Linked DNA regions of Mus musculus: region 2 is linked to region 1. Evidence: chromatin loops called from intact Hi-C (ENCODE). Cell type or tissue: left cerebral cortex. All regions are shown on one strand. Each heading gives the region's core, and the rest is flanking DNA. Links, peaks and the distances in the headings are about the cores only.

What was found. A loop is a pair of places that touch in the nucleus more often than their neighbours do. Peaks named below come from ENCODE experiments on the same cell type or tissue, not always from the same donor. Only the 100,000 strongest peaks of a DNase experiment are listed, where the experiment ranks them.
Region 2: a loop joins it to region 1, with 7 times the contacts of the local background. A loop is called at or near these places in 39 of 42 quality-filtered maps.

The regions. Positions count from the first base shown.
Region 1 is chr8:67,813,825-67,822,208 of GRCm38, forward strand. The region is part of intron 9 of Psd3 (pleckstrin and Sec7 domain containing 3); the gene reads right to left. Among named protein-coding and RNA genes, the nearest start is that of Gm32888, 46 kb to the right of the region's middle. In left cerebral cortex, for the core only: a CTCF peak has its summit at 1,054 (motif pointing left); DNase peaks (open chromatin) are centred at 379, 1,041, 3,407, 3,999 and 1 more place; H3K4me3 peaks cover 4,780 bases; H3K27ac peaks cover 4,581 bases.
Region 2 is chr8:67,434,348-67,442,731 of GRCm38, forward strand. No RefSeq gene overlaps it. Among named protein-coding and RNA genes, the nearest start is that of Nat1, 52 kb to the right of the region's middle. In left cerebral cortex, for the core only: a CTCF peak has its summit at 5,724 (motif pointing right); DNase peaks (open chromatin) are centred at 4,062, 4,636, 5,073 and 5,765; H3K27ac peaks cover 2,315 bases.

The DNA.
Region 1 (8,384 bases), core at 335-8,334:
AAAAAGAATAGAGCTGATGGCGCCCTTCAATATTATTGCAACATGTTTTACAAAGCAATGAATTAACCATTTCCCAAGCAGTGCTGTGGGGCCAAGCACTTCCCTTTCTCTCTCCCATATTTACAGTTAACATCTCCAGGAACCCAGACTTATCTACCATGCTGTAATGCTCACCTTCCTTGAAGTGAGCTTGGTCTTTAGGTTTCTTTCTACAGAATAAGTATAAGTCCATCAGATAACAATAACAGAATAACAGAATAACAATGGCTTAACCTGGCTCAGAAGAAGGATATTTCATCAACTGCAGCTTACTGTAAGTCTCAGCAAGAAATGACTGGGGGAGACGCACAGAGATAATTAACGAGGAAAGCCCACACTCTGCCTGGGCAGCACCGTGGCTCACAAAGCAGATGGCCAATTTTTCACTATACATCACCCAACTACCATGAGTTCTATGAGATGTGTCTCAAGTTTCCTTGCTACTTTATCAAAAAAAATTTTTTTAAACATTTCATTTAAATTCACCCCCTCATCAATGAGAGAATTCTTAGTGGATGTTGTTCTATTGTTCCCTAACAACATGCCTCAGCCACTCACGTTATTTTTACACTCTAAAACAGCATTAAAAAATGGCATTATCAAGCTGAGATTTGGCCCAGGTAAATACGTGGTAGTTTGGTAAGAGTTGGGCACAGAAAAACAAATCAAAGTATGAACACCAGCTTTTACAGTTCTTAATCTAAGCAAGGAAAAAATTAAGATATAGCATATAATTTATATTTTATATATAACCAGATGAAAAGGAGGAAATGTGGACACGTTCAGTAGTTTTAAATTCGCATGATGCTCATGGTAGAGTAATTTCCATGCATATGTGAGACCTGAAGTTCATTCAATAACCTGCACCATGGTAAACACATAAATGGATAGAATAAGGAACTGAATAAAGACATACAAACGTCAAGAATCAATATCACCAAATGATTCTAAATTGTTATTTGTGTCTAGTCTGTCCAGTTGACCCTGGTAGCAGGAAGGTCTGTAGTGCCCCCTCATGGCCAGGAAGCTTAATGGGAACTCTACAAGTATCAGTTAAAAGACAAATAAATAGCTGAATGCATTCATAGTCAGGCTCAAATGAGACACTTTGATAATTAATACTAGTTTCCACAAATGTAAAAGCAACCTTCTTTAAAAAAAACTATTAACATTAAATATCCTCTACATTTTATCTGTTCCAGAATTTGATATAAACATTATCCAGAAAAAGGAAAAATCATATTCTTCAGAAGAAAGAAGATTTCATCACTTTTAAGGATATGGATGGGTTTGGGGGAGGAGTGCTACAGGAGGGGCAGTAAGTTCTATGAAAACAGCGCACAAAATTTGTCTGGGATATAAAATAATTTGCCTTAGAGTATAACAACATGATGCACAAAGATTGGATCATTCAATTTCTTCACTTAAAACATTTAGTTAAAAAATCTTGAAAGATATTTTTTAAAAATTTAAGGCAATAAGTAAGTGATCCATTCAGAAACCTTTTAACACTTTCTTCAAATAAAACACAAAATGCAAAATTGGATGAAAAGTGAAGCCTGCAGATGAACTAATTTCATAGTTATACAAATTAGTGAGTTTTATGGCCAACAAAACAGAAGTTAAGACACACCAAAGATAACAGTGTTCCAAGAATATAAAACATATTGTGATTAAACTATGTGGAAACTATTATACTCACTCTAGAATGGGCTAGGTAGAGTTTTGGGGAGAGAATTCAATTCTAGACATTATCTTGAGATGCTTGATGTTATCTTATTATTGCCTTTAATGGAGGCAAGAGTCAGATGGGGTAGAAGAAATAAACTTTCTTATCACCAGGTTAAAAAAACCTTTTATTTTTTGCTGAAGAGTCAGATAACTAAAAAACACCACTTAACTGATTAACAGGAAAACAACACTGATTTGCTTTTAACTAATAATATTTCACTACTAGATACAGCTGAGGTGAATAATACTTTTAACTATTAGCACTTGAATATATTATGTCCAGTACAGAGAAGAACATAGATTACCATGTAATTACACTTGTCCATAATGAAATTCAGTTAATTAGTTTAGGGTACAAGTGCTTAGCATATTCAATTAACTTCATTTAGTGAACAAAATTTGCTAATGAATGATAATGTTTAATCTAATCTCTAACTCTAATGGAATACATACACAAGGAAGAGAGGCAGGGACAAGGTGACTGGGAGACAGAGACAGAGTCTAGGAGGTAAGACCTTAGATACATTTTTAATAAATACCTCAGAACTCAAGAGGTCATATAATATCCATATATGTTATACATTTACATGTATATAGTCATGTGATTATAATTCTACCAGGAGCTTACATACAATACTCTTCCCACAGTGTACAGGTTCCTATTAAATAGGAGTATCTGCAACTGCATAAAAAATAGAGAAGGTATTAGAAAGGATAAACTTGCTCATTTGTCATCTTCTGGCTTCTAATGTTAATCCATACATCCTAATTCTGAGCAAACCAAAAGTATTAAAATGATTGAATTTTCATCAGGGTGGGAGTTTGGATTACAAAAGCATTTCCAATGATGACCTCTGACTTCTCAGGTATTCTGACCACAAGGTATAAATACAATGTTCATTAAAATAAAATTCAGAGATGCTAAGTTAGTGCTCTTTGCAAAGTAAATTTTATAACCACACTGACAACCACATGCATGTCCTTCTACACCTACTTAATACTTTAATAGCCTTTGGGGTTTATGCCAGCAGGAGACTGTAGTCATCATACCATGGGAGGTCGCATAGCAGTTGCAGTGGGAACCAAGACATGCTCATTCCGGTCATATTAAAAGACTATCAAAAGATGCATGCTTTTCCCCAAGATGAGTACTTAAAAATTACCAAGAAAAAGCCACCTGTGAAGAACTTATTAGAGCCAGGTTAATTTGCTAATGATTGATAGGGTTAGATTGCACTGTGTCATAATGTAATGTGATAGATAGCCAGCATATTTCTTAGTCACCATCCATCCTCTACCCTTTTTTGAGGGAAACCTGTTAAGACCAAAGTCTTTCAATACTGTAATGACACAGGAGGAAGAGGCTGGGAGGGAGCAGGAGAGGAGGGTAGTGGCATAAGGTTGAAGGGGTTAGGCCTGATGCCACTCCCAGTGGGTCTGGATAGAGCCCATGGGAAGGCCAAAATGATACAGACCCACCTCCCAAAGCCTTTCCTACACATCTTCAAGCCTATGGGTCTTGTTAGAATCATCCCCATCCCAGCTCTAGAGTTCTATGATCCTATGATTCCATCGTTCCATTTTTAAACCTGTGGAGTGGGAGTGTTTCTGAGTACCCTGCTCACACAGATGGTGGTGGGAAGAATCTCAAGAATATGTTGCATGTAGTAAATGCCCACTCCACTACGTAAGCACTCCCTTCCATTCCACATCAACCAAGATTGCTATCTCAGAGAGAGTCACAGAAAACACCAGTGCTTTATTAATGGCAGCCCAGCAGCAGTGCATACATACGTAAGGAACACAAAAGAAGGAATTTCTCCCAGTTACACACACCTGGCAGTGAACACAGCAAGAATACAGCACACAGAACAGGGTTGCTTTTCTACATTAGCTCCGCAGACTGGGGGAGGGGGACAGAATGGGAGAGGGAAGAAAAAAATGAACTCAATGAAAGATAAAAATTAAACAAGATATTTCTACATTCCTGATGATCTAAAAATATGCCATACTAAAAGCCATTTGTCAAGGCAACCTTTCTGAGACTATAACACGACCACCATGCCAACCACCAGTTTCCACAATCGCCTCTCTTTCAGTACTGCTACAGTCCTTCTCTTCCACAAACTGGCTCTGTGCAAAACTGCTGCACAGCACAGCACAGCACAGCAATTCTCCTATCTAGAGTTCAGGTATCACCGCTCACCCCAATCCCACTGATGATCTTAGAGCCATTTTATGCTTCCTGTTACTTTCTCAGCCTGTCACTGCATATCAGACGCTGGCAGAATGCATAGCATCCTGCGATCCCACCATACAACTGTCCATAATATTTAACATGGCATTTCTTTACCTTGCTCTCCTTAGCAGAAAACTCTGAGGAGTTGGAAATTTTCATAGACTTTGACCGGTGGGACTGCCGCCGGATAGAATCCTCTCGGGAGTACTTCACAGAACCTGAGGTCCTCACCCGTACCTTGCTGGCACTCTGAACACTATTCACGCCAATCATTTTGAAGGTCTATCAGGGAATAGGTTTGGAGAAATAAAAAGGCACTTTCTACCCGTTACAAAGCTCTAATGCTGAAGGAACTCTGCCGCTTGTACTCCAGCAGCTCCAAGCAGCTCCTGAGCAGCTCTGAGATCGATCGCCTTAGCTTAGGAAGCACCAGGCTGCCTCCCCCAGCATCTTCAACTACCCTGTTTGCAGCGAGTCTGATTGTTCCAGGCACGGCTCACGTCACTAGCTGCAAAGAGGAAAAAAAATGTAATCCCACCCCTGCTACTCGGCTCTTTTACACACACACACACACACACACATTCATACACGGGAACAAATGGCAATTGGCCAAGCAAGCAGTTCATTAACATTCCAAAGAGCAACACCAATTTCTCTTGTGATATTGTGCAGTAATCTCATTAATGTCAACAACAAAACAGAGATACCACAAATAAAAGTCGCAAGTAATCTGCAAGGCACCACGTGTGGTGAGGACAGATGGATCTCCATTTCTAAACGGGGAAAAGAAATGCAGATGGGTATCAGGGTGTCACCAGGCTCAATCAATTACAGGCTTGTGGCACAAGACTAGCCACAAAGGCATCACGGTAATCAATAATTTTCCTTTCTTTCCTATTTTAAATTGTGTTGCTGATCAGAAGAATTAATGTTTCCTATAACCTTAGAATGCTACAGCCTAGGACTTAGACAGAAATTGCTGACTTGCTCAGCAAATGCAGAAGGATATTAGTTACCTCCCTGTCATACTGAAAGTTAAGGGGAAAAAAGAGGGTGTTAAATATGGCTTAGGGTAAGATCAATAAATCCAATCTAGATCAATAAGGAGATTTTCGAAGGCCACAAATGCTCTGTGTAAATGGAAACCTGCTGCTTTGTGAGAAAAAAATTTACAAGTTGGACGTTGTTAGAAAATGAGATATATTTAGTTCTGATACACCAAGTTACTTTTGAATGTAATAACTTTAACTGTAATACCAGACTTGCAGGTCAGCTGCAGAATAAGGTCTTGGTTTGGGTATTAATACAAATTAACAAAACAAAAATAGTATGTAAAAACTATTCTGCCAAAAACACTGCCTCAATTCCCTATGATACTTAAATCTAACTCCCGTTTTGATTCTTGAGAATTCTATATAACATACAACCAGGTCCTGATGTGCTTGGACATTAAGATATTGGGCTGCTGCCCCCCTCTGTTAACCAGCCCAGGGAAAGGGAACTCTGGAGCCTTTGATTTTCTGATATCATGACAGGCTGCGTTCCACTTCCCTTCACTGTCCCCACCTTTTCTCTGAAGCCTCAGGGCGCCAACTATTCTATAAGCACACTGACAAATGTGAGTGGAATTTGGTTTAAAATAATAATAGAAAATAAATTTAGAAGCACTTAGGGCTCAGCTGCCTCTAGGGATGCATGGAGTTCAGAGTCTATGCTATCATTTTGTCTTCTTCCAGGCATGCCTTTCTCACCTCAAGTTATTGGTTAGGAATGCAATGGCTTTATAGTTTATAGAGCATGTTTCAAAGATATAAAACATGTACTGTTAACAGTGCAATAATGCTAATCGTTTATAATATAAGCAATTGTAGCTAGAGCATATTATAACCATTTCTATCCACTGTAACATTCAAGGTGGGACCACAAAGATTCTGCATCACAACAGAGTCCAAGCAGCACACTGCATATAAATGGAGTCTCCTCAGAGAGGGCAAAACAGACAGCACTTATTATTTAAGCCTATGTATATTTGCCAGTCTCCATAGATGGCTTTAGAATTTCTCCTGAGGTGGTTTTCTTTTCTCTAACAAGTGGTTACTAAAACCAGTGAGAAAGAAAAATATATCTGATAATATGACATCCAACTCCACTTCTGGGAGAAATGGAAGGAATGTATTATTTTTGTCCCATTGCTGCTCAACTGGTATTAGCTAGCCATTAACTTTAATAATTTATAACCACTTGCATCTGCTTAATACCTACAACACCATCACCTGTAAGATAAGGATGGTCAGTCTAGGATGCTTAAAACAACCAGATCCAAGCCCTTAATGCTGTACTACATGATAGGGCACATCTCCCCAACACTGCAGATGCAGTGAACCTTTCCCACCCTGCATTCTGTGTTCCAGAACACATACCTCTGTCTGTCAATGGCCTTCACAGTCCAATGACCAAGAGCAGAAGGTGCCTCTAACCTCCTAAGCACCTGAGAGTCCTAGCCCTTTGAGTTCTTGATGCTCTCAGGGTCCTTTGGTTCTTGGTTCTCCATTATTGTTATGTTTAATCAGATCCATGTCCTCATGCCAGGTTAATATTCCAGATTATAGTCTCCATAATATCTTTGAATGGAACATGGGCTTGTCTCCGTTTGTAAACCTTTTCAGTGATTCCTCTTTGCTGCCCTTCTTCCAGGAGCTGTGTTGCCTTGTCCCTCACCCCTTTCCCACGGTCTCCATAGTTGGCTTCTCATCATCCAAAGGTCAACCTAAGGGTTACCTTCCAAAATTATTGCCACTAGTTACTCTTCTTAACAATCCTTATCTTCCACCCTAGGCATTCTTCATTATGAGCCCTACCACTCCAGTACCTCCAGAATTGGTCTAAGGCCATAGCCATCTCAGAACCCATGTCAGCAGCTAGTAAACATTTCAGTGACTACGGATGGAATAAACAAACTACTTAAATAGAAGACAAGTCTGCCTATCAGATTTCATGTCATTGACCTTGCTTTTTATAGGAATTTAATTTTCTGAAAAGTGAATATAGTGAAAAAGCAATGAATTCTTTTGATTTGCTTACAAGAAAGCATGCAGTTGAAGCCCTTTTCCCATTCTGTTGCTTAGACTTTCTACTCAGAAACAAGAACTACTACATGTTTTGCATGTATCTCTTTTCAGAGTAAATCCATACAAATATAATATATATGTATATATACATATTTATTATATATTATATATACATTTACTTATTATGGGAAATACATGGAAACATAGATATTATTGCTATTTATTTAATAGCATATAAGGCTATCTAATTCATTATTAATTGCATGATATTACATTATATGAATATATTATGTTTCACTGGTACCACATTATTGGACATTGAGTTTACTGTCATTTGCTACAATAAATTTAGAAAATGTGTTCAGAAAATATAGATGTAATATATCATATTTAAATAACATGGCTTTCTAAACAAACTGTATTTTTGTTCTATACTTCCTTTCTACTGCCCACTGTCTTGATATGGCTATATATGGTTTACAACTAGATGTAATATGAAAGAATCAGTTCAAAGACATATCACATGGCCCTGTTCTGCAGTAGCCTACTCTGAGGCCTTGCCTGTTCTAGACATTAGCTGGCCTATGCAGACAGATTGCTTCCAATAAAATAAAGGCAAGCCACCTAGAGAGCAGCAGCTGTTTAACAGCAAAAAATAACTTTCTATGAAAGCTTCAGCAAAAAACAAAGGTGACTTCCTTAACAGAACAGAATGGTAGGGGATAATATTAAGGCAAATCCATTAACTGTGGAGGGCTGTGAGCTAGCACTTCCCATTCTGATGCTTTCTCGGAATGAGGATACTATCTATTACGAGTCCAAACGGATCTTCTTAAAAAGGCTTTAGCTAATAATAATAGTAATAACGATAGTACTACTAATAATAACAACTACAATGAATCCATTAAACACATTTTTTATTATGTGCCTAGTAGGTAATGGGTAGTGGGGACATATACAACTCACACAACTTTGAATCATTCAATTATAATAGCACACTGGCAACAGTAAATTTCTTTGGAGTATCAAGGAACTTAAAGGCTCACAGACGTTAAATGAAATAATTGCTAGGACAATAATGGTATGTAGACAGAAGCTTTCCTCTTTTCTAAAATAATATTTTGGAAAATTAGTCAAACATACAAATAAACAAAACCAAAACAAACAAAGAGCCAAAGCCAAACATGAGCTAAATGAAGGGGAAGTGAGAGGTTCAGTTATGCACACTGGAGAGAAGACAACGTGAAAATGAATTGTAGGACTCAATCGTCTAGAGGCACAGCAAGGCTGAGGGTGGGCGGGGCTGA
Region 2 (8,384 bases), core at 93-8,092, 380 kb before region 1:
CAGTGGAACTTAGACAGGGTAATAGATGGGCATCCCCTGGCACTCCCAGCTCAAAAGATTGAGTCTTTCTAGTGCTACACCACTTACACTCAGCCTGGAGGACCCATTTCCTCAGGGAAATTGGATGGGTTGAATTAACTCTAAAGAGACTTCAACTAAACTCTCCCAGGGGACCTCATAACCATCAGCCTTATGAGTATGAACAGTACCTACATCTGAGCAACAACTAAATTCCTACAAACTTATCTATGGGAAGCCATTTCTAAAAAAAATATTTATTTTATTTTATGACTAGGAGTGTTTTGCCTGCATGCATATACCCACATCACCACATCCATGCCTGCTGACTGTGGAGGTTATAAGATACCCTGGACCTGGAGTTACAGAGGGTTGTGACCATGTGGGTGTTGGGACACAGGTCTCAGTCGCTAATGATAGAGCCATCTGTGCTCTTAACTGCTGAGCCATATCTCCAGCCTGAGAGGCCATTTTTAACTTCTGATAGGGTCCCTGATTCAGAAATCCTGGGCCCTGATTATGCCTTAAAGTCTAAGACAAAGCCAACTAGCCTTGAACAAAATTCCTCCAAGCCTCAAAATCAGAATTATCTTGACCCAGTTTATCTGAAAAAACCTGATGATCTAAAAGAGCTACAGGCAGTCGATCCAGAAGACCAGCTTCACACCACTTGGAAGCATGCTAGTTAGTTTTAGCTGACAACATAAAACTCATTTCAGAAGAAAGCCTTAACTAGGAATTATCTAGATTAGTTTGACCTGTGAGCATGTGTCTTAGGGTTTCATTACTGAGAAGAGACACCATGACTAAGGCAACTCTTTCTTTGCATTAATTACTTAACTTTACATCCCAATATCAGCCCCTCTTCCCCTCCAACTCTCGAAGTTCCTCTCTCATTTCCCCTTCCCATTCTCCTCTGAGAATGGGGAGTCCCCTCCCCCCATTGGTTATCCCCCACACTCACCAGCACAGCAGTCACTCCAATGGCAACTCTTATAAAGGAAAACATTAATTGTGACTGGCTTGTTTACCGTTTCAGAGGTTTAGTCTATTATCATCATGGCAGGAAGCATGGCGGTTTGCCGGCAGATGTGGTGCTGGAGAAGGAGCCAAGAGTTCTACATCTTGATCCAAAGGGAGCAAGGAGAGATTTTCCCACTGGATGTGGCTTAGCGTATCTGAGACCTCAAAACCTGTGGGCATAAAACCATGCCAGAAAGTCTGGGAAGGGAGAGCAGGTCCAGACGCAGAGACTCAGTGGTCATGCGCCTGAGGCTGAGGTGACTCTGCTCCCTGCCACCCTCCTGAGTTGGATCATGTGCCATGCTTCTCACATAGTCCCGAAACAGAGTTCTCCAAGCTTATGAGGTATCTAGAGGCCTGGGGGCCTCGCCAATAAGCTTCCCATCCCAGACATTCCTCCCTACAAAGGTATTTAATCTCAGGCCTACCATGAGAAACGGGGTATGGTTTATGCATCCATTTTCCACCATGACAATAAACCTTAGAATGTCTCTTTATACCAAGATCCACAATGGGGAGCCATGAAAAAGGTCTTCCTGTACAGAGGCACAGCCTACTCTCCTGTAGAAGGTCCCTCTGTGTTTCCAGCCATAACCACAGCCAAACTAAAGACAATCACCCCATGAGAGAGAGCCGTGCATCCCTTTACCCTGTGGCTCTGGCTAGACGCTGTCTCCAGCCTGCAGGCCCTGACTCTGCTCTCTGCTCTTCTGTGAGTCCCAGCAGTGCCTGGATGCTCAAGACCCTGAGAACCGCAAGACCCTGACCTCATCACAAGTCCAGGGACCCCACAAACCACTTCCAGCTTTCCCACATCTCAGACTGCACTTTCCCCCTTCTGGAGCAGTATTTCTGAGCTTCTGTACAGCCCAGCACACACCACCACTAGGGTAGTGGCACAGGATAAGGGCAGTCAAACTCCCCCCATTCTGCCTTCCCAAGTGGCCGTGCCCAATGATGGAGTGGAGTGGGCCTACAACCCTATAGTAGCAGACCCCCACAGTGACATACTTCCTCCAACAAGGCTGTATCTCCTAATAGTGTTACTCCCTATTGGGCCTATAAGAGCCAGTTAGATTCAAACTACCACGGTATGTCTATGACATATTGCCTTGATTTTTAATTGATGTAAGAAGACCCAGCCCACTGCAAGTGTCAAAATTACCAAAGCAAGGAGTCCTGGACAATATAAGAGGGAGGAAGTGGCTGAGAACAAGCAATCCTGCACACTCCTTGCCCTCAACTGTGGCTGTGATGTGACTGACTGCATTCCAGCCTTGACTTCCCTGAAGTAATGGACTGTGACCTGAAATTGTAAGCCAAATAAATGCTTCCCTTCCTTGTGTTGCTTCTTGTCATGGTATCTGTCATGTCAACAGAAATAAAGTCAGACAGGAAGTGGCCTTATTAGGCTTTGTTAAATATCCCAATGGCTGTAAATTCCAGGGAATATTATCTGGGTTTCTGTGTCTCTAGTTTCCATAAAAGGCATAAGGTGATATGTAAGACAACCTGATTTGGAGCTGTGAGCCATCCAAGAGCCTCTTATGGCTCTTCAAAAGGGATACCAAAGGCCAGACTTCAGGTAATTAAATTTGTGGCCCCCTCAAACTTCAGCTAATAGTTTGAAAATTACCCTCCCTGTTAAGCAGATGTTCTGATAACCCTAATTTTGTTAGCTATACTTCACCCAAGTAAGTCCTTTCCTGAATTACACAAAACCCCTTTGAGATGTTCTCTTTTCATCTTCCAGAACTGACTAAATGGGAAGGTAATTCTGTTAACTATTTATATATTGCTTGCAGGAAAAATGGCACCTTCTTCTTAGATTGAAGGTAACCTAATAGCCATTTTGTAAATTTGCTCTAGTTACCCTCTGTGTCTGATAAATTCTCAAGCTTAAAAAAAAAAGTTAGAACATCAGTTTTTGTTATGTACATTTTACCTTCATAAAAAGAAGTGCTTATGGAACATGGTTAAAGAAATCTCATTCACTCCAGGACAAAAGTGAAGCAAGAGGAGTGAAGACATGTGTCCTCTGTGTTTAAAAAGCTGAAGTCCTCTTTGTGTAAGAACAAGAAACAAAAGTCTCTCTAATTATTAGTTATTAGTATTAGTACTTCTATAAATTTAAGATGTCTTGCTCCAATAGATGCTCACGTTGATGTATAATTCCATAGTGAATCAGTGTCGGGCTCTTTCAAAGGTACTTAGATTATAATGGCTGCTCCTTTATAAAAAGAGCAATATAGTTTCCACAAGACTGGGCTAAGCGGTGACAGAGTGGTGGTTTGCTGCAAAGTGAGGTTGATGCCTCCTCCTTCTTCTGTAACATATCTGTCTTTCCACATGTCCTGCCTGATTTCTGATATTCTGCCTATTTCTGATATTTCTGAGCTGACATAGTGCTAAGCTCATGACAGAAAATGAGAAAGGACTGGAACTCAACCATGAACTTCCCGACACCTATACCTGAGAGCCAAGATAAACCCCATTTTTTCATTAGCAATTTCACAGTCTCACCATAGCAACAGATAATGGACAAAGATGTTGATGTTTTTCAAGTCTTAGTTTTCTGAACAAAAAGAATAACAAAAATCAGAAAGGGCAATATTTTTCTTCATCTTTGTACTCTTTCTTCACCATTGAAATCATCACACAGCTTAGCAGTCAGTGGTTTGAGAAGATAATGAACACTGTTTTTCTCTGAAGCAGAAAACCTTAGCCATGACTGGGTAGTTTCATACAGTCCACACACATACACAAACATTACTGAACAAATTAATCAATACGGCACTGTATTACTGTGCTCTATTCTGTCTTTCTATGCTTTCTTATCTACCCACCTCATGAGCACATATGCACCTACAAGCACACGCACACACACACACACACACACACACACACACACACCCCACATGCACATTTTGTGAATTTGCTCTCCTCCCACACTAAGAACCACCAGATTTATTTTATTGGCCAATTTTCTTCCTAGCAGTTTTTTTGGAAGTTGTCTAAGGAGAAGGAAGTATGCATTTGTTGCCAGGCAACGAGTATCTCCAGAATGTGCATTGCTTTTCTTAGATGGAAGAAGGAGCAGTTAATTTTTGCAACTGTGGTTTGATTTCAGCCCTTGAAAGGTCACTGAGATGATTCAAAGTAGTGACTTCTCTGTGAACGCCATAAACCCATGATTTCCCATCCCCAGACTTAGGACCAGGAACTTTCAGCCAAGTTATTGATATTTCTGTCTACAAATAGCAACAGAGCTAGTGGGGTTTTACAGATGAGGTGGGCTTTAATAAGTCTGAGATACGGGGATAAGGAGCTAGGATGAGATGGTTCGTATAATGTATGTATCAAGAAGATGCATGCTAATAAATCAGTACATATATGTGTGCTTTATGGCAAGTAGTTTTCTGAGGTGATTGAAAGAGATTAAAATATTGCTTCAAGAATAGGATGTAGTGATGTAGTCCCATGCTGTAAATTCTACCTCACCTCATTTGGTTATAACTCATAGAAGGTCACCTGTGAACGAAAGGAACTTTTTTTTTCTTTTAAAACTTTTCTGACCAGATATGGTGAGTGGTGCCTACAACCTAATTTCGGAATTCAGGAGCTAAGGCAGAAGACTCATCGTGGGTTTGAAGCCAACTTGGTCTCTAGAGTGAGTTTGAAGCCAGCCTGAACTACAGTTGAGAACTGTCTCAAAACAAACAAACCAACCCCAAAGGAGAGCAAAAGTCCAAGGAAAAAGTTACTTTCTTCATCTGCCTTTATAGAGGAGCTTGGCAGAAAGTTTAAATCAATACAAGAGGATACCAGATGTGCATATGATACACATATATACATGCAAGTAAAACACCTATACATATGAAATGAAATATTCATTCCAGTCCTTTAAATAGTAAAACGTAGCTGTCACCTAGAGACGCGTTGCCTAGCAACGCTTCTTACACCTGGCTCTGTTGGCATTGGGATATTTGCATTTTTCCGGAAGCCCACTGTGCTAGCCTTCTTTTCAGAAAGGTTTTGTCAGATTCTGTAGAGCAACTGAATTCTCAGGAAAGAGAAAGAGCAAAGCAGAACCTTCATAGACCTTAAGTCCTTCTTGCACATACCAGAAATTGCCTGGTTACTTTCACCTGCCTTGGAAAGTTATTTTAAGGCAGACTGCACCTCCTGGCGGCTTGCAGAGATGGTACAAAAGGAAGGCAACTAAAACACAGTACTAGTGTGAACTGTAAGCTAAGCCTTTATGTTGCTTCTCTTTCTTTTTTCTTTCCTTTCTCTTTATACTTCTCTTTCTATTGATTTAACATTACCACCTACAGATCTAAAAGTTAATGGAAAGACTCTGTGAGAGACCATTGCAATCCCTACACCCACACCTTTTTTGATAATCTTTATGAAGGAATCAAATTGGTGTAGTGCTGGGTCACCACACACGGCCTGAAGAGAACACTGTTAATAAGCCCTCACACACATCTTCATATGAACTATTGGAGGAGCACATATGCACATTGACCTTTGGACTAGAATAAACTCCAGTTCACTTGTTATTGTTCATGATTCTTATCCTCACTAATGAATAAATACATTGTCATTTCACAGATCCTTGGCTACTATCCCCCTCCATTAGGGTTCTTCTAAGAGCACCCATGTGCCAACCACACAACACAACACTAGATGTCAGCAGAGGTAGACAGACTCATCTAGCAACCTGGAAACCTGAGAAGAAATCCCCATGTACGTCACAGTTTATTTCTGTTAATCTCTCTGCATTTTCCAGTAGCAACGGCTCATTTTTTAACTCTTCACATAACTCTGGCAATCATGGTTTCAAACAAGATTTTGAAGGATGGTTTATGAAGTCCCCCAAAGGATAATCATTGGAGAAATGGTTTGATGCTGAGAATTGGGGTCCTGGAAATATGTCTCATGTCTTATTGTGAATGATAATCACTCTTACTTGTTTCTTTCTTTCAAATATATATATATATAGCTATCTGTCTATATAGCTACTGAGGGAATCCTTTGAGTTACCACACAAAGGACTCAGCTGTTTGATATGGGTGAGGCACAGGTCTATGAGTCGAGAGGTAAGTAGGAAATAATATCACTTCATAATCAAAGGCCTCAGTTTTTATAAAAAAAATTATGGAGGGAGATTATACCATTCTTGACTAAATTCTTAGCTCTAGCAGTTCTTAATTTTCTAAGTCTTCAAATATCAGAAGACAATACTGGAGAGCTTGGAAACATTTCATCTCAGATCTGTAATTTCTTCCAATAGTGCCAATAGCATTTCTTTGTTCATTACAGGGCCATGAAACACTGGACGAGATACCTTGATGTAAAGCCAAGAGAGTCATTTTTCCATGCTGTGACCCTGCTCTAAGATGTAGTCACCAGAGTCATGTGGACAGCCAGATAAGGATAAAAGACCCATGGAAAGGTTTACAAAAGCCAGTTTTAGAGGTACACCTCTGTAATCCAGCACTAGGAAGCCCAGCAGGGTGATAGATGGACTGGCCTTAGCTATGCACCAAGTCTGAGGTCAGTATAGGCTACATGGGACTGTGAAAAAACACAAAGAATCATCTGAAGCCAGTATGGCCTTCATGAGACTCTGAAAAACCACAAATAATCAACCAGTCACACCAAGAGCTCTTTGGACAAGCTACTAAGCACCAGAGATGCTGAACTGATCGTGTGTTCTTTCTTTCTCTTTTCTTTTCTTTTTTTCTTTCATTTTTTATTTTTCCTTTTCTTTTATTTTTATCAGGGGGAAAAAAAACTACCTCAAAATAACAAATGCTCATTCTCTTAACTCTGGACCACTGCTATTTTTTTTCCAAGAAAAGAGAAAAGAACACCAAGGTACAGAGCACCTTGATTCTTTAGTACAGCTAGCAAGAAGTAATTGCATTTCATTTTCCCAGACCCCTGCTTGAAAAATCTCAAGACCTCTAAACCATCCTTTGATAGAACCTCGAGAAGGGTGTGGATGAATAGGTCTACAGGGCATGAAGAAGTCCTGTGGTCTCTGTAGCCACCACAGGGACAGGGTCTCCACACCACAGGGACTCTGCTCTGCATTCACTGTCTTACAAAAAGGAATCTTGATGGAAATAAATGAGTGACTTTAGGGGACTCAGAATGGTGTTTGGGGAGGAAGGAAGGAAAGGGGTTGCAGAAGGATGGTGGCCCTACCAGCGTGTGTATATTAGTATGAACATTTTCTATGATTAATATCTGTTAATGATTATAATAGTAATACTAATATAAATCCCCCCCACCCACGCAGGCACTTATAGGAAAACCACTTAGTGTGTCTCTTTCTCTTTCCAGGTATATCAAGTTGACAACTGATGCTAACCCTGACAGCCAGGCTGCCAGCACAGGGTTCTTAGAGAAGAGGGTGAGGGAGCTAGCTTTGTATCAAAGCACACTGGGTTTAACTCTCAGAGAGCTCCAAGCCCATAAAGCAGGTGAACAAAGAACACATCGTTAAGGATTCTCAGCGTGGTCCTACTTCCAACAAAGAGGTTGGGGGGCTTTGGCAAACCTCATGCATTGAAAACGCTCATCCTAAGAGATACAGGTCAGCATATTCGGTTGGAAGACACACATGCCATGTCTGATTGCTCCAAAAAGTGACAACCTGGTGCTGTTTTAATAACAACCAGGTTTTGTAGCTCCAACCATCTATATGATTTTGTTTATTTAAACATACAAGTAGTTCATTGTGAGAGGATTCAAGAACTTGTAACTCAAATAATGTATTTTTAGCCCCTTTAATTTTGAGTCACTTCTCTTCAAGCCCCAAGCATAGAAAAGAAAAGGTTAGTTCTGAAATTCCCTTATCCACCTTAAGACCAGACCCTTAAAAGGAAAACAATTGCCTTCTACCCCTGTCCTAAAATCGTAATATTTATGACAGGAAAGACAGTGGAGAATTGTAACTACACCTGGTCAGACTTAATTACATAATAATGTCTGTTCTTTAGGCTCATTTGAATTCCCAAAGGAGTTAGCAGGCTGGTTTCTGCCATTGAATAACCTTTATCTTTCCTTTCTCCAGTCATACTGAGCTAGTGGGTAACTTTTAACTGTTAAAATTATCAGGAAGGCAAGGATATAAAAATGAAATGTGTAATAAAGATCACTTGGTTCAGGTCATTCACTGGACACTCACTTACACTGAGGGTTGACTCAGACCCTTTCCCTAAAATTCATCAGATTTACTATAAGTGCCTCGGGAAGACTTGGCATCTCTTGAGTCTCTTCTCTAGATTCTGAACCATTAACAAGACATTAGATTAGCTGAGCCTATG